5 separate regions of the Mus musculus genome follow, and all the other regions are linked to region 2. Evidence: chromatin loops called from intact Hi-C (ENCODE). Cell type or tissue: left cerebral cortex. All regions are shown on one strand. Each heading gives the region's core, and the rest is flanking DNA. Links, peaks and the distances in the headings are about the cores only.

Evidence for each region. A loop is a pair of places that touch in the nucleus more often than their neighbours do. Peaks named below come from ENCODE experiments on the same cell type or tissue, not always from the same donor. Only the 100,000 strongest peaks of a DNase experiment are listed, where the experiment ranks them.
Region 1: a loop joins it to region 2, with 2.8 times the contacts of the local background. A loop is called at or near these places in 4 of 42 quality-filtered maps.
Region 3: a loop joins it to region 2, with 4 times the contacts of the local background. A loop is called at or near these places in 4 of 42 quality-filtered maps.
Region 4: it touches region 2 in a loop (9-fold over the local background); 7 of 42 quality-filtered maps call a loop at or near these places.
Region 5: a loop joins it to region 2, with 3 times the contacts of the local background. A loop is called at or near these places in 4 of 42 quality-filtered maps.

What each region holds. Positions count from the first base shown.
Region 1 is chr1:24,246,865-24,253,275 of GRCm38, reverse strand. It overlaps Col9a1 (collagen, type IX, alpha 1), which reads right to left. Exons shown (of 38, transcript NM_007740.3): 38 at 538-1,599. The coding sequence ends at 1,415. Among named protein-coding and RNA genes, the nearest start is that of Col9a1, 72 kb to the right of the region's middle. In left cerebral cortex, for the core only: a CTCF peak has its summit at 3,939 (motif pointing right); a DNase peak (open chromatin) is centred at 3,983.
Region 2 is chr1:23,760,230-23,766,640 of GRCm38, reverse strand. It overlaps B3gat2 (beta-1,3-glucuronyltransferase 2 (glucuronosyltransferase S)), which reads right to left and starts at 4,715. Exons shown (of 4, transcript NM_172124.2): 1 at 3,413-4,715. The coding sequence starts at 4,006. In left cerebral cortex, for the core only: a CTCF peak has its summit at 3,683 (motif pointing left); DNase peaks (open chromatin) are centred at 3,673, 4,133, 4,310, 4,606 and 2 more places; H3K4me3 peaks cover 2,003 bases.
Region 3 is chr1:23,320,981-23,327,391 of GRCm38, reverse strand. No RefSeq gene overlaps it. Among named protein-coding and RNA genes, the nearest start is that of Mir30c-2, 32 kb to the right of the region's middle. In left cerebral cortex, for the core only: a CTCF peak has its summit at 2,965 (motif pointing left); DNase peaks (open chromatin) are centred at 2,968 and 5,654; H3K4me3 peaks cover 410 bases.
Region 4 is chr1:24,030,846-24,037,256 of GRCm38, reverse strand. It overlaps Fam135a (family with sequence similarity 135, member A), which reads left to right. Exons shown (of 21, transcript NM_026604.4): 12 at 4,521-4,594; 13 at 6,361-6,411. Among named protein-coding and RNA genes, the nearest start is that of Sdhaf4, 28 kb to the right of the region's middle. In left cerebral cortex, for the core only: a CTCF peak has its summit at 3,013; DNase peaks (open chromatin) are centred at 3,064 and 3,251.
Region 5 is chr1:24,168,207-24,174,617 of GRCm38, reverse strand. No RefSeq gene overlaps it. Among named protein-coding and RNA genes, the nearest start is that of Col9a1, 6.2 kb to the left of the region's middle. In left cerebral cortex, for the core only: a CTCF peak has its summit at 2,950 (motif pointing right); DNase peaks (open chromatin) are centred at 1,349, 1,686 and 2,961.

The DNA of each region.
Region 1 (6,411 bases), core at 1,000-5,999, 490 kb before region 2:
AGGGATTGCCAACAGCCCCTCTTTGACAGATGATGACAACTACTGGCTACCCTCTATACTGGAAGCCAGCTCTGATGAATTTCAAAATAGTTAAACTACATAGTTCTGAACACATAGAATAATAATTGAAGAAATGGAAATGTGTATTGTCATGATTTAACTAATATACACATGTTCTTAACTACCATAATGTAACTCTAAACTATCTACATTTTTTTAAAGAACTGTTTCGTAAATTTTTTTTTGAAAATGGTGAGAGGTAGGTTATTTTTGCATCCGTGAGGTTGCAAGGAGGCACTACATCCTCTGAAATGAAAGTGTGGTTCCTAATCTAGAGACCAAGAAAAACCAGGTTTACGGCACTCCAAGGACTCTCTGAAATAGTGTACAAAGTGCACATGCATATGCACTTGTGTGTTTGCCCGTGGAAAATGGGTTCATAGTCTTCATTAGAATTTCAACGAAATCCATTAAGTCTCTCAATACACACACACATGCACATTCACACATACACAGTCATAGAATAACTCTGTGGACCAGTGGGAACTCTTCAGATTTCTTCAGATAGAATAAACCAGTAAAATAAATACATTTTTAGAAGTAGCAGTAAGTCAAAATTTTAATGACTCTAAACCAGTTCAATTAACATGTAACCACATTTAACATGACTACTTATTTTAGAACACACAAAAGACTAGGAAACCGTGTTTATTTTTTCTTTGGTACAACCAGACATGTTACCTCAAACTTTTAAAATAAATAATGTCAGCCACAAAACATATGTGTGTCAGGGTATTACTTCTTTGCTTTCACGTGGATTTTAGAATACAAATGGGATTGGATGCAGTACACACTATTCACAAATTCATAGTAAATATCAAAACCACCATGCGATGTATAGAGACCACTTTTGGGACACAGCCCTGATGAAGATTTTAAGCACCAATTTTATTGAATGTAGTGGGGTCTGTTCCTTAGTATCCTAGCAATACTTGATATAACTGAATGAATAATCTGAGATCAATATCTTAATTGAAATAAAAATAATGACAGCAACTGAGGTAATGTGAACAGCTTGTTGTTGTTGTTGTTGTTGGCACAGTGACCCACAACACATCATATATCCATTCATAGCACACTAAAATTCAAACTCCTGGGAAGAGGATATATAAATTTGGCTAAAGAGAAATTGAATTTGACTCTTGTCTGTTGACTCTCCTACCTTCCTTCCATGGACAAGGAACAAGACTTACTGAATAGCACCAGTTGCTCTAAATCTGATTGTCAAGTAGCACTTATGTAATGATGTCAGAGGTGAAACCTTTGAGGCTTTGCCCCAGTTTTGGTATCGTTTCTCCCCCCACACTCTGCTAACAGGTGTGCTTTGTGCAGGGAGCCTACAACGCTACGGATTTCACTTGTCCGGCCCTTTGCTAAATGCTCTTTGACCAGACTGCAGGGTGCAAGAGGCTGGCTCACAGAACCCAGGAGGGCCTGGAGGACCTGGGGGTCCAGGCACACCAGGAATTCCTGCCACTCCCGGGGGACCTTGCTCTCCGTCACGGCCATTTTTCCCATAGCTGGCAGGGCCTGGGTCACCTGAAACAGATAAAAAGCCCACACATGTGAACAAGCTATTGACTAGCATAAGACAGTAGACCCTCACAACCTAGCACTGTGCAAGCAAGATGCTTAGCAAATGCCTTTGGAGGTGACCCGTGATGAGAGGAGAAAACCCGTTAGTGAATGTGGCTTTCACAGCAATCAAAGGCAGAAAGTGATTTCAGTGTGTGTCTTCCATATTTGCATCATGGTGCCCTCTAACCATCTATGTCTACTGAATACTGAAATGTGACTGGCCCAAACTGAGGTGAACTGTAAGCATAAAATAAAGCTGGAATTGGAAGGTCTAGCAAGCAAAAAATATAAGGTGTTTTATTCACAAATTTAGGCTTATTACCTGGTATGGTAGTATTTTGAACCTTGTGAGTTAAATAAACTGCACAGGCATCCCTCAGTGTACAGTGTGATTATGTCAAGAACATAGTTAAGTCAAAAATCATCCAACCTGCCAAGCATCAGGACTTAGCAGCCCAGCACACCACAGAGAAACCAACTCTTTCCATTTGCGGGTGCATGGCCAACTCTGTGCTTCCTGGCATTAGGGGAAAACATCATATCATGTATTGCTAACCCCATAAAAAGATCAAAATTCAGAATTTCTAAGTTAAGTTTCTACCAAATGTGTCTCCTTTCGTGTCATCATAAAGTGGGAAAATCCAAGGTTAACTATATTAAGTCAGTGACTAGCTATTTTATTCAAGCTAATTTCACCTGACTCTGCACCTTGCCTACTGAAGATTCAAAGTCACGGGTGCTGTGCTGGTTTTGTGACTCACACTGTCTTTCTCATGAGCAGAGATGCGAACAGCCTCCCCAATTTCTTACAGTGATCCATATACAGACAAAGTTGACCATGGCTAAGAAGTTAAAAACACTCAACCAATTATGAACCACTAGAATCAGGAAAAAAGAAAGCAAGCCTCTATGGTTCTTCATCAATAAAATGGAATGTTTGCGTTTGTCACCATTAAGTTCTGTCCATTAAATGGGGACGGTCTCAACTACTAGTTATTATTTATTGGTGTCTGGTAGGGCTCACACCATGCTCCCTACAAAATTTCATAATCTCACCCCAATGTGACTTTCACCACAGTGAGTTCCTTTCAGATATGTGTGTTCTGTCACGTGTGCTCCATAGGCCACACATTGTGAGACACAGCAGGACAATGAGGAGCTCTGTTGCTTGTGTCCCTTTGCATCAATAGTGCTTCGTTCTATTACTAAGAAAACAGTGTAAAAGCAACTGCGTTCACTTGGGCAATCTCCTAATAGGGAGTCTTAGCCGCTCGAGAAGCCAAAAGCCAAATCTTCATATCCAATTACATGTTATAGGTGGAGGTACTCCCATTCCCCCCCCCCATCCCAGGGTTTTCAGTCTTTTTCCTATTTTAGTGTTCTAATTACATACATCTTAATGTAATGAGCTGGACACATTAAATGGTATTATTGTTATATAGCTCACATATTTTGAAATTAAGGTAGGTGAGGGAACCTATTTTTCAGACATCTCATTCTTCTGTGGGTCTTACATCACACCCTCCACAAAGCAGGGTCAGAGGGCAAACCATTTGCAAGGTTTAAGAGAGGATAGTTATCTTTGAATGTATGCATCTCAAGGCTGCTGTTGAGCAACAATGTGGTATTCCCAATAAATTATCCCGTAGGCTCTTATCCAACTATCAGTTGCGATGAAGGAGGTGGTCATCCATTTCCTCCAATGGGAGAGGGGCTTTCCTTCATCCCCGGCACTTACAGGTAAGGCTGTCACAACAGCTCCTGTAGCAGAGAGTTCTACATCACCTGACACTAGAGACAGTTAACAGTTAACTGGATTTCTTTTTTAGTTTTAAAAATAGGCCACATCTAATTGCATGTTAAAGGCGGTTTTCATGCACTTTGCCAATAAGAATGTCCTGCTGAGATATGTCAAATCTGTCTTAAAATCAAACCAAGACCAGGAGAAAATGACTATGCTCACAAAAGGAGTCAAAGACAATGGGGGCTAGACAGGTAGCATAGATTAGGTCAACCTCAGCCCACAGGCCAAACTGTATTTACACATATTTATATATAAATAGCTGTATTAGAACACGGACATGCTAATTTGTCTGCATACTATTTGTATCTGTTTCAGGAAGGCAGAAGACCAGGATCTGAAGAGCCCTCACTATGCCTTGACCACCCTGTGGGTCTTTTAACTACACTAACTACCTAGTGACTACACAGCTTCCTGAAATATCAGTGACCCCACTGCCAGAAAGTTTTCATGATTTTAAGAATTTAAAAGAATGTGAATACCATTCTCCATGTGGACACTAGAGGGCAGGCATGCTACACTGATGTAAGCAGAGCCTTTTCCCCTAACACTTGACAGAATGAAACAACAGTGCATACACAGGCATGATGGAGAAAGACATGCAAATAATTGTCTGTGTTAAATAGGCGATCTGGTGATACATGCAATGACTATTTAATTGTTGGGATTGTTCCCCAAAGATACACACACACACACAAAGCTTACTTGTGTGGTATTTCACGAGATTCTTCAGTTAATTTATTCCTTTCTCTAGTGGGTTTGTATGCACAGGGAAGTCAGGATTTATTATTACATATTTTTCCTTGAAATGCTGTGAGTGCTGAGTTACTGGTCACACGTGGGCAGTTCAGTGGCAGCAGGCATGCAGGGATGTCCCTTAATGAGATGACCTAGCTGAGCAGCATTAGCTAGCTCTGGTGAGAAAAGGAAGAGGGAGGGAATTCAAGGCCCGGGGGTTGTTTATAAGATCTGCACAGCTCTGGGAGAGAGGCAGATTAATAAGCTAGAGATATGCCTTCATCACGTAACTATGGTGACAGGGACAAACTAGTCACACTGGACAACCTGTCGTTTTGTCAATTTCATGAACCTAGACTCGAGAAACATAAATATTTCCCTCTACCACTTAGAATCAGAGATACCTCCGTCAGGATGTGTGACCTGAGCCAGTCTGCCTAGGCTCACATATAAAGAAAGAGTCAATCACAGCACAATCACCTGAATTCTCAGTGTGAGGCTTAGCCAGGCCCTGCTCTATGGCTTTAACGTGTGTCAGCATGAGTAGAAATCCTCCTAGAATAGCCCATAAGAGTGTGTGGTTCTGACTGCTATTCCACAAAAAGGAACTGAGAGCAGCAGTCACTGGAAATAAGGAAGAGAAAGGACCACAAGTCCTAGGAGCCTGTACCCAGGACCACAGCCCTTACATAGCTGCCCCTCCTACCTAGTTCAAGTGTAACAAACTACGCAGCATATGTCTGCTTTTAAGTAACAATACACTATAGCCAAAATGATAATCACCGTTACACGAATGACCTATGGTCTATAATAAGCAATGTCATAGTAACATCCCAGAACATGCAATAGCTAACCGTGAACAAACTGAGACATGCTGCTGTGAAAGGAGACAGGGGGCAAAAAATGACACAGAAACAAAACAGGGATCCTAGGAACTGACCGATAATGAAGGTACATGTTACAGATTTAACTTTTTAGGTATGTTAGTTTTACACAAACAATGACGAAATGATCTTCTTCTACTCCGTAGGATTTAAATCCAGAATTCAACAATGGGGACAAGCAAGAAGTGTTCTTTGAATGGAGACCATCACAGAAAACCACAACTGCACACACCACAGAGATCAAATGATCATGGAAACCCGGGCCCCAATGGATATATCTACATCACAACCCCTGAATCTATGGCTCAGGGAACATGGAAGACAGGACAAAGATAAAAAGAGCAGAAAGGCTGTTAGAGCCAGAACTCCAGGAAATGTGCTCTGAAACAATGTCTTCTGGAAATGGCTACGTAAACAAGACAAGGATAACAATAACAATGAACATCCTAATGTGGACTGGGGAAAGTTCTACCTACCCCAGGTAGTTTGTCCCGGGTCCCACCCCAGGACAAAGAACTACAGGCAACTAACGCTGGCTGGGAATTACCCTCTCCCCAGGATCAGCCCCATAGCCTGTCTAAAGCAGACCGGTTGTTCCTTAAACCCAAGGTATACCAACAATGGACTCAGCTGGTTAATTAACATGTACATACACATACATGCATATGTGTGCGTGTATAAGAATATTAATCAAAGAAAAATGGGAAAGTACCCAAGGAGCTAAAGGGATCTGCAATCCTATAGGTGGAACAACATTATGAACTAACCAGTACCCCAGAGCTCTTGACTCTAGCTGCATATGTATCAAAAGATGGCCTAGTCAGCCATCAGTGGAAAGAGAGGCCCAATGGATTTGCAAACTTTATATGCCCCAGTACAGGGGAACGCCAGGGCCAAAAAGTGGGAGTGGGTGGGTAGGGGAGTTGGGGGGAGGGTATGGGGGACTTTTGGGATAGCATTGGAAATGTAAATGAGGAAAATACCTAATTTAAAAAATGAAAAAGAAAAAGAAAAAGAAAAATGGGTTATCAATGAGAGCCAGGAGGACATGAGAGAAATTAGATGGGGGGGGGGGGGACATCTAGGGAGGTTGGAGGGAGGAAAAGGGAAAAATGATGTAATTCAAATTAAATTAAAAACATTTTAAAAATCAAATTTAAAAACTGTAAGAGAGAAGCAATGTAACTATATCTAAATTAAAATGTGTTAAATGTTTTTTAAAAAATTTTAAAAGTAAAGCTTTAAAATGGAGTGGGTATTTCTTTCGGTAAGATGTGTATTTACCTAGAAGCCTCCAAACAGGTTCCTGTACCGAACCTCCAGGTTGAGGCTTCCTCCGGGTCACGAAGT
Region 2 (6,411 bases), core at 620-5,619:
CTCCTCCTCCTCCTCCTCCTCCTCCTCCTCCTCCTCCTCCTCCTCTTCTTCTTCTTCTTCTTCTTCAAAAACAACAAAAAACCCCCCAAAAACAAAAACAAAAAACCCTTTCAATTCAATTGATTTGCAAAGGTGAAACTACTTTCAGCTGAAAAAAAATCACTTTAAGCTTGGGAAAGCCTTGAAGAAGAGACATCTGGTCGATAGCGCTATTGAAAATATGACCAGCTATAAAGTCCCATTTATCTGTACTTGTGGCTTTTATTAAAGCTGTCCAAATGCTTTGCAAATAAGCTTTCCCAGAAAGCTCAATCAATGTAGACAGGCCAGCAGGATTATCAGTGGTCCATCAGGGGCAAAACGCCACTGCTGCCCACTGAGAGGCCTGGAGTAGCTGAGGTGCCGGAAGCCTGCAAAGGCCCTGCTACCTCCTTCTCGGTAGACAGCTTCCCAGGCTTCAGCTCGCACTCAGCTCCATTTGCAGATTGATTCGGTTCTCGTTCAGTGCAAACACTCTTTCCCTGGCAGCATGGCTCAGTTGAAAAGGGAAGCTGAAAATTAGTTAGCTGTACAAGAGGGGGAAAAAAAAAAAAGATGCTATCCCAGTTACCAGAGAGGAATAATTGAATGCAGATTGCCTGTTGCGTCTTTAATTTAATTTGGAGGCCTTTCATTTTTTTACTCTCCTTCATTTGAAGCCAATATTCAGTGAGCTAATTTGTACCTGCTTCATTTTCTTCCTTTTATCTTGCTTTTTTTTTTTTTTAAACCATCAGCTCTGGAGATTAGAAGCTCTATGAACAAAAGATGGAGCTAGCTTTGAGACATTCTTTCCTTACATACTATGAATTACTTAAAAACAAATTTGTACATGTGGTCAATAGAAAGGGCAGAGATACAGGCCTCATCTCTGTAGCCTCTCTTCGTCTCCCCCCCCCCCCCAGGAGCTGAAGCACTGAGTAGTTTATGGGTTTCTCTCTTTTCTCCAGGGGAACAGTGTCTAGACTGAAGTCCACCCCCAATCATTAATTGCAGAAGGGGTGCAGAGTGAGTCACCCCATCAATAAAACCAAGCATTAAAGGCAAATAAACATGAAATTATAGAAAGTATACAGGAGGAGGCATAAAGCCCACTAATCAAGCACATTGGGTGTCATGTTGAGATTGTAATAAGGAGAATAAGATATGCAACCCCCATTAACAACAACGAAAGCCCAATTTGTGAGTATCTATAGCTGGGAGGCAGGACCTGGCACGCTGAGGAAAGGCCCTTGCCTTAAACTGCTTCTGAGAGAGAGGTTCTGAAGACAGAGTGTCCTGCATCTTACGGTGACAAAGGACAATACACGGCTGTGTATTTTGTGTATCTTCACAAAAAGTTACACAGGGTCTGAAAAATGTATTATTAGTAGTACACTAGTTCCAATTGTAGGACATGTTTGTGCCTTAAAAGTTTCACTTGCTTTTTTTTTTTGAAAAAATTATTTTCTCATTGCCAATACAATATTTTTCCCTCCCTACTCTTTCCTCTCCTTCCCAACCCCCCCCCCCACAGGTCAATGGAAAAAAAATCCCCAATTTCCTTCTGCTCTTTAATACCCTTCACACAAGCTCTCCTTTCATCAGGGGAAGTCTCAAAGGAGACTGTATCTGAATTGTCTCCCTGCCTGCATGTGCCAACTTTTCTACTCCTTTAACGCCTCGTGCCAACAGGCTGAATGCTGGCACAGAAGCAATCCTTCCTCTTTTCCAGCTTAGCCCCCCTCAAATGTCAATTAGCAGCAATGTGCACTATTTTTCTTAAACAAGATGACGCGTCATAGGTAAAGTGATTTCAGAGTTGGGCAAGAAAGACTTGGCTTAAAAATAAACAAGCATTTAGAGTTAAAAGGTCTGCTTCAAAACACAAGTCCTCCTTTTAGAGGAAAGAGCAAAGAAACAACTTAACTTTAAAATAAAAGTCCAGCTTTAAAGCAATCATTTGATAACCCTAATCATGGGTATAATAAAATCCATGCTATACACTAAACCAAGCTTATTTCTCTGGGGAAACATGAACAGCAAGTCCCATGGAATGAGAGTCTAGAGAACAATTTTTTTTTTTTTTTTTTTTTTTAATACAAGGAAAGAGTAGAAATGAAGGGTGGCAAATACTTTTTAAACGGGAAGGGTATAGTCATTGTCCTGAGGCTAGGAAAGCAACCTGACACTAGGTGACACTAGGTGGGGGGCACTTAGGGCATTTGATTGCTGGACACACAGTTGTTTTATGAATTCAGTGTCCTGCTCACACAGTATCTCCCGAACGTCCAGTTTTCTGGGGGTAATGGAGGAGCTGGGAAGTCAGGGAGTCTTTAGGAGGCTGGATGTCGAGGAATTTTAGGTGGAGATCTACAGTCCCACGGGGCAAAGAAATTAAGATTTTATTCAGCTGTAACTAAGTGTTGAGGCGTGCGGGAGAGAGAGGAAGAGGAAAAGAGAGGGAGAGAAAGGGGGGAGGAAGGGAAAGAGGAAGGGAGGGAGGGAGGGAGGGAGAGAGAGAGAGAGAGAGAGAGAGAGAGAGAGAGAGAGAGAGAGAAATCACCAACCCTTACAGACCTACAACATTACCACAAAACAGTCTCAAGAAAGGCCACCGGCTCTATCCCTGTGGCTGCATGCAGGTGGCCTCCCAGGGAACACAGGCCACTTCAGCAGCAGGGGGCGGGGCAGCGCTCAAGGAACTCAGGCCAAGCAAGAGTGGCTTGATAAATTCCACTCAGAGAATGGCCCAGCAGGCCATTCGGGTGATGCCTGGGGCAGGGGTGGGGGGCGGGTCCTTAAGGACTGGGCAGAATAATTCTAATTCATTTGCCAATGCGATAGGTAAAGACCAAAGGAAGACCCTCCCTCATACACGTAGGTGCATGTACCAGGGATCAATCTCACACCAGGGGGCTGGCTGTACTAGAAGAGATTGGTCCCTAAGCTGAGTTGTTAGTATCAACTCAGTGGGATGATATGTGGGATAGTACCTTTATCCCACATTTGTCTCCACTCAGAATCACCTGTAGGCACTGATCCAGTCTCCAAGAAAATCAAGCCTAGCTCCAGCTTTGGGCGTCATCCAGTTGGGCAAATCACCTGTACTATTATTTACTGAACACAATCCCGGACAGGGCAAGACACCTCGGGGCAGACTTCTCCACCCACCAACACCCCTTCTCCACCCACCGCAGCCAGCCGAAGAGGCTGTGGACTGCCCATCTTCAGCTGCTCCACGCCGAGTGCGGGATGCGTGCTCGAAGGGACTGAGAACTCAAAAGTGTACAGGAAGCACAAAGGGCATGCAGACCTTCGGGGCCCAACCGCCCCTTGTCCCCCCTCCCCCCCACACACACCCTACACCCCACCATCGGCGCTGGACCACTACCTCCTGGAAGAGCTCCAGACTGTACGTGTTGTCATCGTCGGCGAAGAAGAGCACGCCGGGTTGCGCGCTCTGATGCTGATGCCTCTGGCGCAGCCAGGCGAGGCCCGCGTTGCGCTGTTCGGTGGCGCGCGGCAGCCACGGTCGCTTGTAGCGCCGCGGCGTGGGCACATGCAGGTGCGTGTTGGGCAGGCCGGCCCGAGCTAGGAAGCTGCTCACCAGCTCGCTGCGCGTCGCCCGGTCCTCCACCAGGATCCAGTGCAACTGCGCCACCTGGCGGAAGGTGTTGGCCAGGCGAGTGAGCTCGGCTTTCTGCACCGGGCGACTGTAGGTGGGTGTGATGGCATAGATGGTGGGCAAGCGCGGCTCCGGCTGCAGCTGAGGCCGAGACTCGTTCCGCTTCTCGGCAGCGTCACGCCCGGGGCTACTCCGTCGGAGCGGGACTCGGGAGCCCCCGCAGCCCACTGCATGGGGAGAGAAGTAGGGACGGGAAGTGAGTTGGGGCGCGGGCCTGCGGGGGTCCACGTCCAACATGATGATGACAATCAGGATCCAGGGCAGGAGGATGAAGAAGCGGCTGCACAGCGCGGACTTCATGGTGCGCGCTCCCCAGCGTCTCGGACACCACCCCCTGCAAGGACTAGGCTCCGGGTAGGGGACCTCTGTGTGCAGTTAGGACAGCGGCAGCGTCTGCAATCAGGGAGAAGCCGCAAGCGCGCTCCCCTTCCGGACTGGGGCGTTGCGGGGACCTGGGCGTTGTGGGGTCGGCGCAGATGCAGGGCAAGCTAGAACTCCAGGGGGTGCAGGAGGACCGGCTAGGGTCTTGGGTCACTCTGGATGAAGTCGGCGGGAATCTGGACACGGTCCAGCCGCACTCCGCAGGTCCCGGAGTTGTGCCGAGTGCAAGCCAGGCGGCGGTCCCCGCTGCGCTCTTTTCCCGAGTGCGAGCCTGGAACGTACCAGGCGTTGTACCTTGCCGCTCCTGTCCCGCGTCGCTGAGGGCTAAGAGGATCCAGCTGCTGGCCTGGGCGAGCGTTCCGGGACCCCTTTGAAGGCGGTTGCCGGGAATGCTGAGGGCTTTCCTCCGTCACATGTCGGCCGGTGCAGCTGCGATCCCGGGTGGACACCGAGGATGCTGCGTCCCTAAGCTCCCGTTCGAGCGCCGCGGCAGAAACCTGTGCCGCTCTCTCCTTCTCGGAACCTCTCCCGGCTCCAGACAGCAAGATCCCAAAGCAGGGAAAGAAAGAAAAAGCGAGGGGGCGGGGGCGCTGCAGACTCGGGCGTCCTCCTAGTGCTCCGGTGGGAAGATAGCAGCGCTGCTACTGGCGGAGAGGGGCTGCGGGGCGGAGGCGGGAAGGGCCAAGGCTCTCTGCGGGGTCTGAGCCCGGTGGCACCAGGCGCTGCCTGCGGGCAGAGGCAGGGGGAGGGAGGAGGATCTCTGCTGGGTTGCGCGACCTCTGCCTGGGGTGTGTGTGTGTGTGTGTGTGTGTGTGTGTGTGTGTGTGTGTGGAGGTGGTGGGTGCTGTTTTCAGATCGCCCCAGGGTTCAGCTCACTGAACTGCTGCAGGGTCTTTGGAGATCAGCCAAGGAAACCCATTCACGTGTGACAAGTCCGGAGTCCTAAAGAGGGCAGAAGGAGAAAGAGGGAGGGGACAAAGCGGTCCTTCCCTGGCTTGAGGGTTGGTGTACAGAACCTCAGCAAAGAGAACCACTTTCTCTTGAAAGGCAGAAATCAATAGAATCCCACAGAGATGGAGGGGGTGCCGCACATAGGTGTCTGGCATGTGTGCCAGCCCATTCCAAGGAATCAATCGCAACTGCTCGGCCACAGTTGGATCTGTGGGGGACATTTTGACAACTCCGGCTGAGTATGTGTAACTTGCTTTTGTTCATGTTGGAGCCTTCCCAGTTTGCAGGCACAGGAATTATCCCCCAGGACCATCCCTGTAATCCTTTCAAGGAGGCTTTGGAGGTGGAATCACCTTCATTTTCTGGATGAAGGAGCAGAAGATGGAGACTTAAGGGAATTTCCTGAGGTCAGTGGTAACTGACTTAGTGGAAATAGAACGTGGGCGTCCTGGATAGAACCCACTGCCTCTTCACTGCACATCATCAGCACAGCCTGGCTGTGAGTGACCGGTCTTCCTAGGTGATGCCATCAGATCAAGTGGGTCAGAGGATGGCAAGCGGAAATACCTGGAAGACCCTCTCATATATAGAGAATCTATTAGCCGAACGAACCCCAGGCTGTTCTCATTCCAAGCACATTCCAGGGAGTCTGAGGAAAGCACCCCCACCCCCAATGAATCATTTCTGATTCCGTTTTCCTCCGCAACCCGACTTTCTCTGTCGCATGAAAATCCTTTTGACTATGTTCCTGAGGAACAAGCAGCACGCTGGGGCAGATCCTCCACCTTCACGTGGCTGTGTCCTGCATCTTGGGTTCGGTGTCTGGCACTGCGCACCTGTGAATTTTCACAACTACTCTCTTATGTTGTGGGGTAGTCACTAGAGAAGACTGCTCCGACTTGGGTTGAAGCAAATATATAAAGCATTTATTAGCCAGCCGGTGACTACATTGGGTGTTTGAATCCCAAGGTAGCGCTGAGGCTTTCTCAGGGTGAGCGTTTAAGCAAACAACAACAACAACAACACCAAAAAACAAAAAAATAAAACAAAACAAAAAACCAAACCTAAACAACAAAAGCCACGTTCTGGGTTGACATACTTCAGTTAACAAGAACAGTGCGTCAGAATCGGAACTACAAAAGGTAAAAAGCAAGGTTAGTGCATTTTGAGACTTCCCGTGACTATATGGACTTTGATGGATTGGGCCTTTGTTTCCGTTTTGGCAGGTGGTACGGTCTACATGCTGAGCTTTATACCCTGAACGGTGCTTCCGCCGAGGCAGTTGTGTTAAGGTCTAGGTGCCTACTAGGGGCCTTGTTACACTTAGATACAGACATCTAATAGTGAGTTCTCAAACGTTCTCCCTTTCTCCA
Region 3 (6,411 bases), core at 778-5,777, 440 kb after region 2:
GTTTTGTTTCCAATTCTAAGAAGGGGCAAAGTGTCCACACTTTGGTCTTCGTTCTTCTTGAGTTTCATGTGTTTAGCAAATTGTATCTTATATCTTGGAGATGTTGATCTGTTTCTGTATGCTGACATTGCGGTAGGGGCTGAGGAGTAAAGGGAGTCCGAGTGGTCTCTTCTAGGAAAGCAGTGCCATGGGCAAGAAGCATAGGAACTTAATTCACCTGTGTGCGCTATGGTGAACATTAGACACATGGTCCAAAGGGAGCAGTGGTTTCCCTGGTTTGCAGGAGGTGAGTGAAAGCGGAGAAGGTGGTTTAGAGGCTAAGGGTTAGGGCTAGGGAGGGTTTCCCAGGTAGAGTGATGTCAAAAGGCTTTTTGTTTCAGGGTATACTACATGACCCAGACACTAAGATTTGTGCAATGCTCAGCTGCCTATTGATCATGGACATAAAGCAGATAGTAGACAGGAGGGTAGAATGTGGCTGGATAGTGAAGTGTTTAACAAAACAAGCCTGCTGAGTTCTATGGAGTTGGGATGTCAACTTCAGCTCCTACATTGGGTAAATACTAATGTCTGTGTAGACTCAAGAAACTAATGCTGAAGTTCATTGTCCACAATTTCATTGATCTTGCTTTATTTCTGGCTCTGGTATTGGAGTCCTGTAGCCAAAGTCTTTATAAGAAAAAACATGGTTCTATCTCACCTATATCATTTAATTATCTCTTACCTTTTTTAGAGATCAATAAGATTGTTAAATACATTACAATGTAAGATGTGCACAAACATGTTAGAAAATAATCTATGAATATGAACATTTCTTTTTTATTTTTAGCAAATCCTCCATAAATCTCCATGTCCAGACCTTTTGCTTGTTTGCTGTTTTAGTTTCGCTACTAGCAGTGATAAGGCATCTCCAGATGGGACCTGCCTTGGGTAATATCATGAGTGATAGATCATTTTCCCCCTAAGGAATATAATGGAAATAGATGGAACAGTCACCACTGAACTCAGGTGTGTGTGTGTGTGTGTGTGTGTGTGTGTGTGTGTGCGCGCGCGCGCGCGAGCGCAGCTCCTTAGTCCATTGAAGTACTTCACATGAGTGTAAGTGCAAGGTTGCTGTACCTCCTGTCTCAGGTGGAAATGGGTAGAATGTTCCCAGAATTGTAGAACAAGCTTTCATTGGTTTTGAAGTGTTCTTTTCCATTTTACAACTTATTGCTCACTTTGGCTCAAGAGTATCATGCAGACTCTCTGTAATCTGCCTCGAGATATGTAGTCATTGTATGATTTTAACCTCTGCCAGATATTCTTGACACGGGGTGTGTGGCGTATACTGATTGGTTTCTGAAGGTCCTCAGGCCTCCTGTGGTGGATGCTCATATTGAGTAAGATGTACATTTTAGCATTAGCTCCGTATCTGTTTATCAAAATTCAAGTGGATCTTTCAACCTGCTTGAATCAGATTCTTGATAAATCTGCTAACAACTAGGACATAAGTCATGGAATTTGCTCGAAAACTATTCAGAGTAAGAGCGGATGACACTATCGCAGAGTTCCTAATAAATACAGAAATTCATTTATGAATGTTAAAACTAAGGTCCAGGAAATTATAAATGATTTTCTCAAGGTCATTAGCACAAGGACTAATATAACTTAGATTTAATTGTCTATTACCTTACTTGGCGTGTTCTCTCTCACATTTTCATTTTCAACTTTAAGTTTTAAGTTAAAATACAATTACATCATTTCAACTTCCCTCTTGTCTTTCTGGCCTTCCCTGTGTCTCCTCTTTGCTCCCTCTCCCCCACAAATTCATGGCCTTATTTTTCTTTAATTATTATCGTTACATATATGCATAAATATATAAACACAACCTCAGGAGTCCATTTAGTGTTCCTTGTGTATATATAAAACTAGGATAAATTTGTACGTAGCACAAGGAAGCCGTTGTGCCACAAAATGACTTATGAGCAGAATGACAAGGATGGTAATAAAGACGATTCTAGAGGAAACTAAATATTGCATAATCCATAGGCCAACTGTTAGGAGTGTCAACCAATATAGAAGAAGCATACACTGTCACTTACCACTACTTCTTAGGCAGTGAGAACATTCGCTTTATGTCTAGAAAGCCTAGATAAGGTGAATGTTTTGGTGCGTTTTTGTCAACTTCATGAAAATGTAGGTACACTTACAAGGAGGGAATCTATTCTATTGGATTATCGGTTCTATTGGATTGGCCTGTGGGACATTTCCTTGATTGCTTCCTAGTGGTATAGAATGTCTCAGTCTGTTATGCGAGTTGGCATTCCTAGGTAGGTGGGACAAGGCTGTATCATAAAGGTAGCCCAACAAACCAGAGGAGCAGGGCAGTAAGCATCCAGCGGCTTCTGCTTCCAGCTCTCGTCTGGAGCTACAGCCTTGGTTTGCCCTGACGGTAGGTCACAAACTACAAGCCAAATAAAACCTTCCACTCACAAGTTGTTTTTTGCCTAGCATTTTATTAAAGCAAGACAAAGCAACGACTACTGATTTAAGTCAGAAACATTTAGTATGTCAGGCCATTTCAAACTGAATGTGAGTTTTTTTGTTTATTTGCTTAAATGAAATATTCTCGATATGATGGAGCCTCAATTTGTAGCCCACAGAATGGTTTTGATTTTTCTTCTGCAGGGCAGTCTTTTTCCTTATAGGCTGACTAAACAAAGATGCTTCAGTTAACCCAAGACAGCTTTGCTTTGTTCACAGCAAGCAGAGATTTTTATTTTATTTTATTTTATTTTATTTTATTTTATTTTATTTTATTTTATTTTATTTTATTTTATTTTATTTTATTTTATTTTATTTTATTTTTACATTTTTGTTTAAGCTTCTCATGTAGTCCAAACTGCATCCGTTATTTTGCCGATTTACAAAAGATTTTGGAACAATTTATTTTCTTAGAGAACCAAAGTGCCCTCTACTGTTTATTTTCGGTCATTACAGCCGAATATCTGGTAACATTTTAGATGCTCTTTAGAAATAAAAGCAATAACGAAAATATGTTTGAAGAAGCATTCCTGTCCTGTTTCAGTCATCAAAATGTGCTTTTGAAACCACCAGCCAGTATCTATATACTTAAAATAAGCCATGGAGTTGTACAAATAAGAAACCTTGTGAATTCAATTCAAATTGGGTCTAATATGTCAGTAACTTAAATGCTTCAAAGGTCACAGAACACGCATTGCCTCATCTGTCTTTATGTAATGTTATACCATCTTGGGGTGGGTGGATGGATATTTAAACCTTTTAAAAATAAAAGCCAGCGAAATACTTACAGCAGTAGGCACACTGATATTTTTGGGGTGGTTTGTACTTTAAGAGAAGCAGCCGGGCGTGGTGGCGCACGCCTTTAATCCCAGCAATTGGGAGGCAGAGGCAGGCGAATTTCTGAGTTCGAGGCCAGCCTGGTCTACAGAGTGAGTTCCAGGATAGCCAGGGCTATACAGAGAAACCCTGTCTCGAAAAACAAAAAATCAAAAAAGAAAAAAAGAAACAGCTTCCGTATAATTTGCCTCAAGTTATGGTGGAAATGTTTATAGGAACTAGAATTAAAAACCAAAAGAAACGTTCGAAATACTGATTTACTTTGGTAGCAAACAGTGTCCTTTGCAGAATCCCCAATGGAGATGAGCGCCATTAAAGAGACTGGGGATAGTTCTACCACTCAATACTTCACATAAGGATTCTTTTTTGAAAGAGCCAGGCATCTGTACCTGCTGACAGCGATGCAAACAACCCAAAAGAGAATGAAGTGGCTTTAGGAAAAGATTCATCTTAATTCTATTCAAATTACTTTCAGTCAATATTCCAGCGACATTGTTTTCCCAGTCCAGTATCCGGTCTCCTCAGCGCTGCGCTGGGGAGCCAGCCCACTGAGGTTATGCGGAAGTTGGGAGTGGAACTGCTCACAACTTCGCTCCCATTATGCGTCTCTTGTTACATATTCTCTCAGATGTGTGCACTGCGGGGTGTTTGTACTTGGGGATTATATACGGGATTTTTCGATGTGACAGCTAACTGCATCTTTAATAGTCACAGACAAAAGAAATGATGAAATTTCCTTGAAAATTACAATGTTAAATTTGGAGGCAGCTTCAGTGAGTTTTATTGGAGGTGATTATTTCCTGGGCATTTTGTGTGTGTGTGTGTGTGTGTGTGTGTGTGTGTGTGTGTGTAATGACTTCCAAGAAGCAGCCTACCGATAGTCCTAAAACTTTGTTCAATACCTTTTAGTTTGTTTAATAAGCTCTACATAAAACAATGGAAGTGCATACTTGTCCGTTTTCCTGTTTATAGAAATAACAGCTCTCCTACATAGTCTTTACTTGACTCAAATCACAAATTAACCTGAGGTCAAGATGAGGAGAGAGACGACTGAGCTGAATGCCTTCACTAAAATTACAAGAAATTTTGTCAAACTTGGAAAAAAAAGAGAAATAAAAGCAATAAACTTATTTCTAATAAACTGGATATTCATGATAAAGGAAACTTCTAACTCAAATTCTTCACGGTATTTACATGTCTTATAATTTGGTCACTAAATAAAACTCAACTATTTGCCTTAGTGATTTTCAACCGTGTATTTTATTTTCCAAATGCACACTACGGTGTTTGCAAACACTTTCAGCTTTTACCATTGGTTTCAATTCACCTTATTATGACCTGTTTTCTTCCCATGCTACTTAATTTATTTTTTAAAAAATGAAAAAAAAAACCCAGGTGTTTCCAATTTAAATTTCTGAAGACAAATTGTGAAGGGCCAATTAAGATTTTCTCAATACAATTCATTAAACGTATTGAAAAAATTTTTTTACAATGTCATGTGGTTCAAAAACTACAGAAAGGTGAGGACTGTGAGAATGGGAGATAGAGTCTTCCCAGGGACGAGCACACCAGCGCACCAACTGTCTCTCCAATTCCAAACCATATGCACACGTAACACTACAGACTGAGCAGGCTGCTCTTACACATTTAGGAACATGCATATATGCATATATGCATATACATATAGGGATATGTATGTATGTATGTATACAACAATGAATGAAAAAGGTCATGAATTTTAAAGAAGGAAGTGAGGGTAAATATTTTGGAGGGAAGAAGGGGAAATAATGTAATTATATTACAATCTCAAAAAAAGTTTCAAAAGTATGTCATGTGATTGACATTCTGAATAACTTGAAATAGTTTTACAAGGTTCCACATTGGTTTATTGTAAAGTTTATTGTTATTATTATTATTTACCAGTAATATTAGCTCCCTTTCTAAAGGATCCCGAGTTATCTCAGATTTCTTTGCTCTACACTGTACTAGCAGCACCTTGTGGGGAGTGAATCAATATTTCCTGGTCGTTACATTTCAGCCAGCTAACACTTAAAGGTCCGGGATTGGGAGAAAATAGTCTTGAGAAGGTCATAAATCTAATTAATTCGGGGGCATTTTCTCTTTCTCACTCTTTTTCATAGGACTCGCATCATTGCCAAGCCTTAAAAAAATTTTTTTTTTCCCTCTAGCTGTTGGGAGCTTTTTAGTTCGTCCACAAAGAGACGAGTCTTGGCTGCTGGCCTTTTTGGCATCTGTGAATATTTTCATAGACCTAGCCTGAACTTTCAGTCTGTTCCTGGAACTTCAGAAGTTGACAATAGAAACAGCGTCTGTCTATTTGTCTTTTGCACCCTTTGCTTTTAATCTCTTTCTTTCATACGCCACTTGAAAGTACCGTAAGAGGCAGCTTAGGGTCAGAGAAGAGAAGGAAACCTGCCTCCCCCTCCTTGGCTTTCTGAGTCTCTGTTTCCAACGTATCCAGGAAACCGGAAAGCAAACCCATTTGAACCGCTAGTGACAAAGAGCATCTGACAAGCCTGCTGTCAGAGAGCCTTCATCTTATAATGTGGTCACAGGAGCCTCTTTCCTTGTGCCAGTTACGCCGCAGAAGCAGCCATGACAGTTCACAGGCAAGAGGGGATGGCTTAGCAGTGCACAGAAGCAGCAGGAAGGTGTCTTCCAGAGAGCAGGGAGTTCACACATAGCAAAACCGCAGAACTCAAAATTCACCCTTGACGCCCGATCCTCCCAAGCCCAGGGGAAATGCTTTTAGGTCCTCTCTTCTGCCCCGCTGACTCTTCTCCAGGGGATGAAGCGCTGGCCACCTAGCTGCTGGGTGACTGCTTTGGGCTTTTGTTCCATAGTTCAATCCATCTGGATCAGAGTTTAGCCCCACGGAAAGGCATCAAGGCCACAGGCCTTGTGTGGCTGTAAATCTGGGTAACTCCCTTACAGGTAGGTTGCTCAGAGACCAGGACATGCTGTTCTTGCTACTGATCTAATCTATAGTCCTCACTCAAAGCCATTGGTAATCAAAACATCAGGTGG
Region 4 (6,411 bases), core at 635-5,634, 270 kb before region 2:
TTTTCAAACCTAGCTAAGAAACATTTAAAAAAAAAACATAAAATAATGATTGAGGTCCAGACTTAGGTAAATTTTTTTTAAATTTGCCAAGTTATTATCAGTTCTACTGTTGCCTAAATTAGCACCATTCTTGTAGGAAGAGTGGGAGCTAAACTTTGGCATGACCTCCTTTGAGTGCAGTTCTGACTGGGGAAAGCACAGTTTTACATTGGCACTTTATTTTTTTTTTTCCATTTTTTATTAGGTATTTAGCTCATTTACATTTCCAATGCTATACCAAAAGTCCCCCATACCCACCCACCCCCACTCCCCTACCCGCCCACTCCCCCTTTTTGGCCCTGGCGTTCCCCTGTTCTGGGGCATATAAAGTTTGTGTGTCCAATGGGCCTCTCTTTCCAGTGATGGCCGACTAGGCCATCTTTTGATACACATGCAGCTAGAGTCAAGAGCTCCGGGGTACTGGTTAGTTCATAATGTTGATCCACCTATAGGGTTGCAGATCCCTTTAGCTCCTTGGGTACTTTCTCTAGCTCCTCCATTGGGAGCCCTGTGATCCATCCATTAGCTGACTGTGAGCACCCACTTCTGTGTTTGCTAGGCCCCGGCATAGTCTCACAAGAGACAGCTACATCTGGGTCCTTTCGATAAAATCTTGCTAGTGTATGCAATGGTGTCAGCGTTTGGATGCTGATTATGGGGTGGATCCCTGGATAAGGCAGTCTCTACATGGTCCATCCTTTCATCTCAGCTCCAAACTTTGTCTCTGTAACTCCTTCCAAGGGTGTTTTGTTCCCACTTCTAAGGAGGGGCATAGTGTCCACACTTCAGTCTTCATTTTTCTTGAGTTTCATGTGTTTAGGAAATTGTATCTTATATCTTGGGTATCCTAGGTTTTGGGCTAATATCCACTTATCAGTGAGTACATATTGTGTGAGTGAGGTAATACATTGGCACTTTAAACTACCAAATTAAATGTCCCTCATTCTAATGTGTAGATACTGCATCCAGTAAGACCAGTGGGCCAGGGAACTATGAGAAGCATTAACTAAGGTTTAAGATTTTTTTTTTTAATGTTGGCTGTTTGATATTACAACTAAGTGGTAAGTCACTTGCCTAGCTTGTACAAGGCTCTGAGTTTGACCCAAGACACCAAAAATGAATGAATGAATGAATGAATGAATGAATGAATGAACGAATTAATATTTTAACAGTGTAGGTACAATTTATGTCCTAGGAAGAGTTTGAAATAGCCACATTGACATTTTTACAGTGATGTAAAAAGTTTGTCTTGCATTTTTAAAGATATACTACTCTCTAAAACTATTTAATATTCTTTTAATACAACTGTGACTATGAATGTTAAGTTATTAAGGAATATTTTCTAAATAGTTTTTGTTTTATTTTTTACAAGGTTTGAACAGACTTTGGCTTTTACTGTAATTATAAATAACTTTTATATGTAAGCATTCAAAAACATACATAGCATTTTCCTGAATATAGCTGTCCAAAGTAAACTTTAATTGCCAATAACGTACTTTCTAAGGCATTTTTTTCTTTTAAATTATTTTAACTTTTACTTGGAAAATTTATGTAATTCATGATTTTCTACTTTCTTTAGAGTAATACCTGTAATTTAGCCCTTTCCTAATGATAGAATTATTACAAAGTTTAGATAAACTCAACCTGAACATACAAGCATCCTATTCTTCCAAAATTATTGGAATATTAGTTCCTATGTTAAAAGGTCCCAAGTTGTATTTTTTTATTAGTATTTCTTTTTTTATCCTTTACTTACAAGAATTTTTGGAAGGGGATTAGCTAGCTAGTTGGATTAGTCAGTTTTTTGTATCGTCTTTCTTTTTCTTTTTTTGAGACAGTCTTCCTATGCTGCTCTAGCTGTCCTGGAACTCAGCATGTAGATCATGCTGGCCTTGTACTCACAGAGATCCACTTCTGCCTCTCAATACTGGAAGTAAAGGCGTGTGCTGCCATGCCTGAGGTGGATATTCTATATCAGGTTATTATAGCTGGGCATGGTAGTTCATGTCTGTTATCCATGCGCCTGGATAACAGAGTCAGGCTTGCCATGAGCTTTTGATCAACATGAAGTACAAAGCAAGTGCAAGGTTACAGAATAAGACCCAGTCTCAAAAAAGGAAAGAGAAAGCACGCAAGCTTTGCTTCTCACAGTGTTGTCTGACTAGTTATATGCTGTTGTCGCTGCAAATCATCATGTTCTCTTTGACGGATATTGTCCTTAGTACAGTGATGCTCTCATGTGAATTCATCAAAATGTATTTTAAATGTGTGATGCCATAATTCAGATATCACTCCATAGAATCAGAAAATGCTGAGCAAGGAATGGAGCTCCTTGGGTAGGCACTGCCTCACATGTGTGCTGGGTTCAGATTCCAGCACCAGGAAGAGCAGAAAGGCCTAGAAAGTTTCAATAAAGATAGGTAAAATAAAATGGCCTATCACATGTACAAAAATAAAGTTTTACTTTTTAAATTTGCTCCTTTGGAAGAGATGTGGATAGAGAAATCAATTCATTTAAGTAAGTTAGAATTGTATCTGTTATTAAATGTGAGATAGTTTGTGTACTAAAGCATTACGGTAACACAAAGAGCAAAGGACATGCAATCAAACATTTGTCAGGTGCCTTCACTTTTCAGGTTACTATAACAATTATGATCTGTGACATGGAGACGCTGCACATCCAGGGTTAGGCATGTAGAATTAGTGTAACAAATACTCTTAACAATTTGAACAAAATAGTAGAGTGAACCCAGAAAAGAACAGTGAGCTCTTTAAAGCAAAAGTTCAGCTTTTTTTCTATTTGTTCAAGTTTGAATAGTTGTGATATTGATTATTTTTAAATTAGAGTATACAACCAAACTCACCTTTATAAGCAGCTGTAACAAAGCAATGATATAGGGAGGTGTGGTATCCCTTCAATTTAAATTTGCAAACCTAACAAATTTTAATATTATGTGTTGCCATCAGGTGGCAGTCATACCACAGTTACCATGACACAATAGACTCATTCATTGCATGTTATCTTAGTGTGCTAATATAACTCAGAGAATCTGGGAAAAGAACTTCATTTGAGTACATAAGGCAAGGAAGTATTTCTGCAACAAGCCTTGGTGTAAAAAGGCAAAAAGCTAAGACCTTTAGAGCACAGTTTTGGAGTTTCCCAAATGTGTACTTGAAAGGCCAGGCTTATCACTTCCTTGGCTCTTTTTGCAGTAGATTTCTCAAGTACTAAAGGAAGATACCTCCCCCGTAGCATGCTAAGGTTTACATCAGCCTCAACACAGGCTTACTGCAGGAATCAGGGCTGCTAAGGAGAGAAAGGAAGCAGCTCACTGACTCTAGAAGTCCAATGGAAGCTAAAGGAAAGGAATGTCCTCTGAGGAACCGCCAAAGGAGACAGAAAGGACATAAGGGAAAGGGTGGGTATTATTAAAGAAATATAATGTGCACCTAATGTAATAAAAATAGACATTTATACTTTATAGTCACCAAATGAATGTGTACACACACACCAAAAAGTCCTTAGTATAATATGATTTGAACATGTGAATATTTCTCTTCCCTCTGTGTACCCAAGTAAGATATCTTCCCCTCTTAATTGGCTTACTAGTAAGTACTCTAGTACCAAAAAACAAACAAACAAAAACCCTCCCCTTTTATAATTAAAAATAAATGTCAAAATACAAACACAATGGAGGAAATAGCAAATTCAGTATATATTTACGAAGTACATTCTTCTATAGCATGCCAAAATGTGTTCTTAGTGGGCACAGAAGCCATCACGGTGCACACCTTTAATCCTAGCACTGGGGAAGCCCAGGCAAGTAGATCTCAGTGAGTTCAAGGCCAGCCTGGTCTACAGTGCAAGACCCAGGCTAAACAGACCTAAACAGTTAGACCCCATCTGAAAAAGCAAAGTATAAAACAGAGTTCCTCCTGTAAAGAACACCATATTACTAGAGAAGGATGTGATCTGTGCATAGTCGTGTTAAGGCAGGATGAGTGAGTGCTAGACAGAAGCATGTGCTTATAGACTGTCCACATCGAAACTCCTGGGCACATAGTCTTTGTTCTTCAGGGTGCCATGTGCACAGCAGGTATTGATTGTTATTTCAAAGTGCATCACCTGAAGCTCAGAAGTCAACTGCCCAAAGTCCCAGTGCTAATAGGTCAGTCAGTTCATGGTCAGCATACATCAGTGTCTGTCGGAGCAGACATGGTCCGTCCCCCATGTGTCAGGAAGCAAACAGAACAAGAACCATGGAGGAGAAGTGGGATACAAAATGTTAACTTCTCTCACTCAGTTCTGTTTCTTTAGTCCACACAACCTAGAAGTGCAGTGATTTAGCACTGAAGGGAAGAAGTTGAGTCCTCACAGGCCTGGCTTTGGGTGCCTGGTGGAGTCGGCATCTCCACCTGGATTCTGTGCTGGACTGATGTGAGCCGCCACGTGATCAATGCTCCTTTTTTAAATTCTGTAGGTTCGCAGATTTTCGGAGGCGTTCTTTTGTTTTGAACATCCAAGAGAAGCTGCCATTGCATACCAAGAACTCCAGTAAGTAGCACAAATTCAAAATGCAGCTAATTCTATTTTATATCCTTTTACATATGATATCTTAGACATAATTAATAACAGACTGGATAGTGTTTAAAGCAGAAGAAAATGAAGGCATTTCAGATTTAGAAATCCAATCGTATTAGGTTTAATCCTAGGAATTACCTTTTGAAAGTCCCTTTCTGATCAAATAAAAGCATAATGGACTAGCATAATGGACTAGCACTGTGTCCCTTGATGTAAGCTTTGCCACACCTTTGATAGTACCATGGGCCTCTGTTCTGCCCATGCTGCCAACTTCTGCTTCTCCTTTCTCAGGTCAGAATAGCTCACATTCATCGTTTTTGTGTAATATCTCCACAGTCTGAATATGAATGGCACTGCCTTCAGTGACATAAGTGATAAACTGAAAATAGCTGGACAGTGGTGGCATACATTTTAATCCCAGCAGTGAGGAGGTAGAGGGAGGTGGATCTCTGTGTTTGAGGCCACCCTAGTCTACATTGGAGTTCCAGGACAGCCAGGGCTACATAGAGAAACCATGTCTTGAAAAACAAAACAAAAACCCAAAGAAATGCCTTTCGTCTTTTCTACTGACTATGGTCAGGGCTCATTTTCCTTGTCCTTAAAGAATTGTTGGAAGTAATTTCACTTGAAAAAAGTAAAGCAGACTTTTTGAATTCTGTATGATTTTTTATATATGAAATTTTGAACAAGCAAAACTGTAAAGTGAAAAAAGTCCAAACAGTGGTCCTCTTGGGGTTGACATGACCGGGAAATTATGGAAACGGGAGGACACTAAATCATGGAAATATTCTGTGTTGTATATTCACTTGTTAAATCATAGGATATATTTTAGTGTGTGTGTGTGTGTGTGTGTGTGTGTGTGTGTCCTCCTAAAATTACCCATAAACAATAACTGGACATTAAAGGTAGTCAGTAGTGAATTATAAAACCAGGACAAGTGTTAATTGTTCAGACTGGGCAATAATTAAATGGAGTTTTTATTATACACTTTTGACTTTTAAAAAAAATTATTAGAGTTTTTCTAAAAAATTTTTGTATTTTTTTTAATGTGTCTGATGTTTTTTTCTGAATGTGTATATTTCTCCATGTGTGTGCCTGGTGCTATTGGTGAGCAGAGAAGGGATTCAGCTCTCCTGGAACTATAGTTACAGACGGTTGTAAGCCACCATGTGGGTGCTGGGATTCACACCAGGCCCTTTGCTAGAACACTTGAATGCTTTTAATTACTCAGTCATCCATCTTCCAGCCCCCCTAGAATATTTTTCTGATCACTATTTTGATTTAGAAATTTATATATCTTGTTTTAAATGGCTGTTCACTGTACTTATCAATATGTATTAATAAAACAGCCATGTGGAACACACATTTTCCCTGTGTTCTCTTTATATAATTAGGAAGCGTTGAACTTTTGGTACTACTTCTGTGGGCTGTTTACAGCAAATTTGACACTTCAACCAGTATGCATTGACATTCACCTTGAAATAATATAGGAAATGATACAATAGATTAAGAATTAGTTTGTCAACAAACTATAATTTTATGTCAATAATTTAGTATCAGTAAACCCTAGTTTTCATTTTATCTGTTTTTTTTTTCCCCCTCTGAGCAAGAGAATGCTCCCAAGGATATATTATCTTGAAAGGGACTAGAACTGGTGGGGGAAGAGAACAGGATAGAGTTTAAAGTGGAGTGGGTGTAATTATTTTTTCACTACCATCTGACTTAAGAATATTTTTCAGTGCTCAGAGTCATCTACAGATGTGCACCGCTATCAAAAATACTTCCTTCTG
Region 5 (6,411 bases), core at 731-5,730, 410 kb before region 2:
CTGAAAAGATGACTAGAAGCCTACAAGAGACTGGGGAAGAACAGTGCATCTTAGGCTGGGAAAGCACACTATGTAATGGGAGGAAGAAAACACACATGGGGAATGACCAGCTGAGCTTAGAGACCGTTTGGTAATTAGTCAGTCATAACCCTCCTACTTTGAACCCTAAACTCAACTCTACAGTTACAGCACAGACCAGCTCTCTGGCCCTCACAGTTCTCACATGGATGGGGAGACAGACACCAAACATTTTCAGTCGGAACTTTAATTAAAACTATTGGGGAAATGTTTTGCCAGAAAGAGATGTGGAGACTGGCCTAAATGGAGGGGGGCCAGGGAAGGCTGCTCTGAGGGGATCGATGGTAGGAAAGACTGGATGAAGATGAAGAGGTAAGATTGATAAAGTAGGTTGGAAGGGGTTGAGGGATGGAGAGGTGGAAGGGTAGAGGGGTGGAGGGATGGAGGGCACAGAGAAAATATATTCCTGGATATTCCTGGTTTTGAGCTTGAACAACTAAATATATGGGAAATTTTTTCGAAATATCCAATAGGAAGAACTTGGTGAGGGATTATGAATAGTACTAAGGAGTTTAGACTTTGTTCTGGTTGTCGTGGAAACTACCATAAGCCCTTGGGTACCCAGTGACACTGTCAGGCATGTCTTTGGAAGAGATTCCGGTGTTGCTTAAAGGATGGGAGAGACCCATTTCAACAGCTTATACACAAACTAAAGCAAAGGTTTCAGAAAATAACACGTACGCCTGTAAATGTGCTATATTCTATTTTTCGATTCATTTTCTATTCCCTTTTCTAATAAAGATGACCAGATCAAAATATTGTTGTGAGAATCAGTAATGACTTGCAAGTCATGGTTAGAAAAAAAAATACTGGACTGGAACACAGTGGACACAATGCCTCTTACTTCCTGACACAGGACTTGGGACATTACACCAAGCTCACCAAATAGTGGGGCAAGTTCCTTTGTTTCCACATGAGTATCTGTTTTTCTTTTAAATGTGATTTTGAATTGAGTAATGATAACCTGACGACAATAAAGATGTTGTGACCACCGCATTCTATTACTTTATAGTTTCAAATAAGCAGGAGTGTTTTAACCAGCTTCTTACTGAAGTTGAGTTTGAAGCTTAATTCATCTGCTTTTATTCATCTTTATTACATCTTTCAGTGTAAGATCCAGAGCGCCTGGTAGCATGTGTGAGCTGTGTGAGGGTGCTGTAAATTAGCCACAGCTAGAGCCTGAAACTTATCATAGAAACCTCTGGCTGAGATGCTGATTAACAATCAGAGAGTTGCAAAAACTAAGACTCCCACTGTCCTGTGTTGGGTTCAGTTTGACTGTAAAGAAATTCTACCCTGATCAAAGCTCTATTTTAAATCTGCTTATTTTGGTTCTATGCACATAATTGTAGCCTAATCATCTAGACTCGGAGCAAGCAAACAGCCCCATGGTATACTCATCTCTCTGTGCAATCGCTCGCAAATATATGTGCTCGTGCAGTAAAACAGTAATGCCAAAGACACGGCAATGTTGACCTTGCCAACCCCCAAACCTTTCCAGGGTATTATTTTTGCTTCCTCTAAAATATGACCATTTCCAGTTCTCCAAGGAAGAGAGAAATCAATCTGCCACCCACCAGAGCACATATGCTTCAGGGAGCCGTTGCTGTATTTGCTGCCTGTGGATCTCCAAGTTGACAGCAGCTGGTTCGTGTCCTAAGACTCATTTGCTTTCCTCCAAACCATGCATTCTAGCCCATCAGCAAGGTTCTCTGTGTACTGGCAGGGCTTCTTTTCTAACAGTGGAGCCAAAAGCTACATTTGAATCAACCACCAAGATGCTTAAAACAGATTACTGGACTCCAGTCCCAGAAGATTTAAGGCAGGTCCAAAAATTTGCATCTTAATAAGCTCCGAAATGTTGCTGCTGCTGTTGCTGGGAATGCTGCTGCTGGTGGTGGCCCATTGAAAGCCTCTGCTTATTCAAGTCATGTTTACAACTCCTTTGAGCCCATCCCCTTTGTTGCCACAGGCACTGCCTTGCAGGCTATAAGTATATAATAATTATTTGTTAAATAAGATTTCTAAATAATTATCAGTTTAACCGATAAGACTTCCTGAGACCCTTAGAGATAATGAAAAGACACATGCATTACATTCCTTACAAGACATCTATTTTTAAAATGTACTTGTCAGGGAGGGGATAGGAACTCCATAAAAAGACCAACAGAGTCAACTAACCTGGACCCTTAGGGACTTCCCAAAGACTGAACCACTAAAGAGCAAGCGTGGACTAGACATATATGTAGCAGATGTACAGCTTGCTATTCAGGTGGGTTTCCTAACAATTAGAGCAGCAGCTGTCCCTGACTCTGCTGCCTACCTTTGGATCCTAGTCCCATAACTGGGTCACCTTGTCTGGCCTCAGTGGGAGAGAATGTGCCTAGTCCTGCAGTGACTTGGTGTGCCAAGGTGAGTTGGTACCCAGGAGAGCCTCACCCTTCTCCAAGGAGGAGAGAGGAAGAGGGAGGCTGTGTGAGAGGGCCACTGGGAGGAGAGGTGGAAGCTGGGCTCAGGATGTAAAGTGAATGAGTGAATGAATGAATGAATGAATGAATGAATAGAAAAATAAATAAATAATATGGAAACCGTAAGGGCATAATAAATTAATAGATATAATAAAATAAATAAGTAGAGATACCTGTCTCCTCTTTACACTTTACCCTATTATCACTCACCAACTCAATGCTATTAATAATAAACTCAATGCTATTAATAATAAAATTGAGCTCCTACACGCTAACCTCCATTAATAAAACATAGAACCATCATTAATCCTGAAATCCCTTCCTCTTAAACATGCTCCCTTTTGCTGCATCCCTTGGCATCTTACACCCGGTTCAGTACTTTCTGCTTGGGGGGGAATATGCTCTCTCTACACTAGGTGGCAGTGTGACCCTGGAATCTGAAACCTTAGCTAAGGAATCAGAGACCTTGATTTCCCATTACTTAAGTAGAAAACTGATTTTATGCAAATGTCCCGTTTTTTGTTATTTTCCATGTGTAGAAAGTAAAGTGTTATAATTGATTCCGTTTTGGGGCTGCTCTCAAGATAGATGCACAAATACAATGCACTATGATTGTTCTTAAAAGCCTGTTAGAGAGCAACAAAATGAACAACTAAAATTAGCTCTGCCCCAGTACATTCCTTCTGGCTAACAAAGCCAACCCTTAGGACTGAGCTTGGAAGACACACACTCTAGCTTGCTAGAAACTTTGCTTTGTAGCTGCAAGAGGAATTACCCTCTCTGGCTCAGTTTACTTATTTGTAAGCTAATAATAAAATAATATAACATAATATAATAATAAAAACAAAACAAAAATAAAAATTACAAAAGCACCCTCTTTATGGACACACTTTAAGGGTTAAATTAGAACTTAATACGTAGCCAGGCACACAAACATTTTAGCTTGATTTATTTTGGTTATGGGAGCACGTTTTCCTCTGCTGTTTATTCCTCTGCTTCAGTAAGTCATGGTTCATTTAGATCCTGAGAAATAAAGTGTGGCTCCATGCTTCAAATATACCTGGCCAATACACAGCTTCTAAAGAAACCTACCCAGAGCCATCAAGGTAAGCCAACCGATAGCCCACCTTCCTTCCATTTCATACTCTTAACTTTCCCTACATTTCTATTCTTCTTCCCACAGAGCCGCCGTAAACTTGTCCTTCAAGCTCTCCATCAGCACCTTCCTGAACACAATACTCAGTGATTTTTCAAGAATCTTTCTCATCATGATCTATTTTGTGATTTATAATAATCCAAAGAAACAGATGCAGCCATCCAGATTTCTTGGCAAAGAAACTACATTGAAGATAGCTGTGAGAGTTCAGTTAGGGACGAAGAAAATACCTTAGACTACTGGGTTGTAAGTAGGTATAAAAAGGGCATCCTAACAATCACTGTGGATCCAGCAATGGTTGCCTGTAACACTTGACACTTGCATTCATGATGCCCAATGCCCTGACTTTGTTTTATACGTATATATGTAACTTTACACATACATGTAACTGTTTCCATACATATATGTGTGTGCGTGAATGGGTGTATCCATTCCTGTGAAAACACAGGGCTTCTTTGCTTTGGAACTGCTACACAGATATTTTAGAGAACATAGCAACAGGAAATAAAACAACCACTACTGGCTTCCCTACCTAAGGAAGACTCCTCTTACCACAACTTCGTGTTTTCTTGAGTTCCTTTTCTGCACGTAAGCTGTGGGTATGGTGGGCATAGCAGGCATAGCAAAACTTTAGTGCCTCTTTAAGATTCAGCCTTACACCAATCAGAATGGCTAAGATTAAAAACTCAGGTGACAGCAGATGCTGGTGAAGAGGTTAGAGGGTTGAGGATATCTTCATTGAGACAAGGGAGTGGAGAGGAGGAATGGATTGTGGAACAGTAGGAGGGTGGATGTGGGGTTGGGGTTATGATAAAATCTGGAACGTAAAAATAGTGAATAAAAAATAAAAGAAAAAATTCAAGCAACAAAAAAAAAAAGAACGCATGCATGTGCTGTCCCAAAATCTAAATGTGATCACATGTCACATACAACATATCAAATTCTCACTGGGGATGTAACTCAGCAATAGAACACATACCTCACGACAGCAAATTCCAAGAGTACAAACCTCTTACTTGAGGTGAAAGTTACAGCTTTTAATGGAGACTTATACAACCTTAAGAGAGAAAACATCTATATAGAAAGAGGCTTTTGAGTACCAGTGGGAGACTGCTGCCAGAAGCCAATGGGATTTTTTTTCTTTTTAAGATTTTTTCTCACCCAGAGCCATGTGGATTGTAAGCTCACAGGCAAACAGCTAACCAAAAAGCCACAAAGACATGCACAGACATTCCAGTGGTTCCTAAGGGCACCCACAGGAGTCCTTCCTTCTATTACCTCCTTTTACTTCAAATCTCTCTGAAACCACGGCTGATACCAGGAATAGCAGCAGCAACTGGAACCTAGACAAGTGATAGCCTTCATTATTAACGACTGAGCTTAGAGCCGTTAGGAGCTGATGGGGGCGCCAACATCAACACAGTGGTTCCAGGATTGGACAGCTCACAGAGTACCTGCAGGAAAATCAGAGCCGTCCAGGACTTGGGAGGATGTCGACAGAGGAGTGGGATCAAACGTGTTTTCTCAGTCTATGCTGGCTGCAGGGCTTCCTGTGGAATTCCTTCTAGAATTACAGAAGGATGCACACTTGCTCGCTACCAGAAACTACACCCAAACTTTTTTCTCTTTAACATACACAGTTCATCAACAATGCCATTTTACAAGAGAGGTGAGGCTCAAAACATTCAATGAGTTGCTAAAGAAAATGACACACAGCAAGACATACCAACCTCAGGATTCTCTGACAAGAAGCTTTGCCTGCCCACGATTGTGCACATAAACACATGTGCATGCTCACAGTGTTGAAGAGGCTCTCCGTTCTATTCTGTGCAGAATTATTCACTCCTATTCTCCTTCCCCCATTGACTCCTCTAAACTATTTCAAATGTTGGTTAAATAATAATAAATAATAATGAGTCTGTTTTACTGGTTACCAAGTCAGAGCTCTGATGGAGGTACATATGCTCAAGGGTTTAGCACAGCAGTGCATTGATAAGACGACCAACAGAAGTCATAGACACACCCCATGCAAGATATCGTATGGATTGGGACGGGTCCTGTTTCAGGGCTCCTACTCTAAATTCTCTACCTTTAACTTGGTTTATCGGGAGCATTGGAGAAATTTTAATGTCAGTTTTCTCTATGAGAGTGTAGCCCCTGATAAGTTGAGCATATTTCAATGAAAAGAGGCCATACGGATATGCCAGAATATTTTAATGGTACAAACTGGACTTGATGGGTGGGTTGGTTTGGTTTGGTTTGTGAAGCCAAAGTTGGGTAACTAGGGAAGTGAGGATGAATCTTGGAGAAGTTGTGGGCAAATGAGCACATACACATGATCTGAAATTCTTAAAAGACACATATATTTGTGGAATTTTGGTATTTTACCCTATATTGCTCTGTGGCTCTGTCCACGTCACATTTTGTGTTGGAATTTGAAGTATCACAGGTAGGGGTCTTGATCATCTATAATCTCATGCATACCTCACTCATTACAGGCTGCAGGCAATCATTATCGTTTTCCTGAGCAATCAAAATTTTAACCAGCTCACATTCAGTATGTGCCAAGCCTGCTCAGTCCTCAAGGATGAGTAGACAGATAAACCCCAAACCATCAAGGATGAATAGACAGATAGATCCCAAACCTGGGACATACTTTGACTCGCCTAGAACTACCCCAAAGAAAGGGGCAGAACCATGCATTAGCAA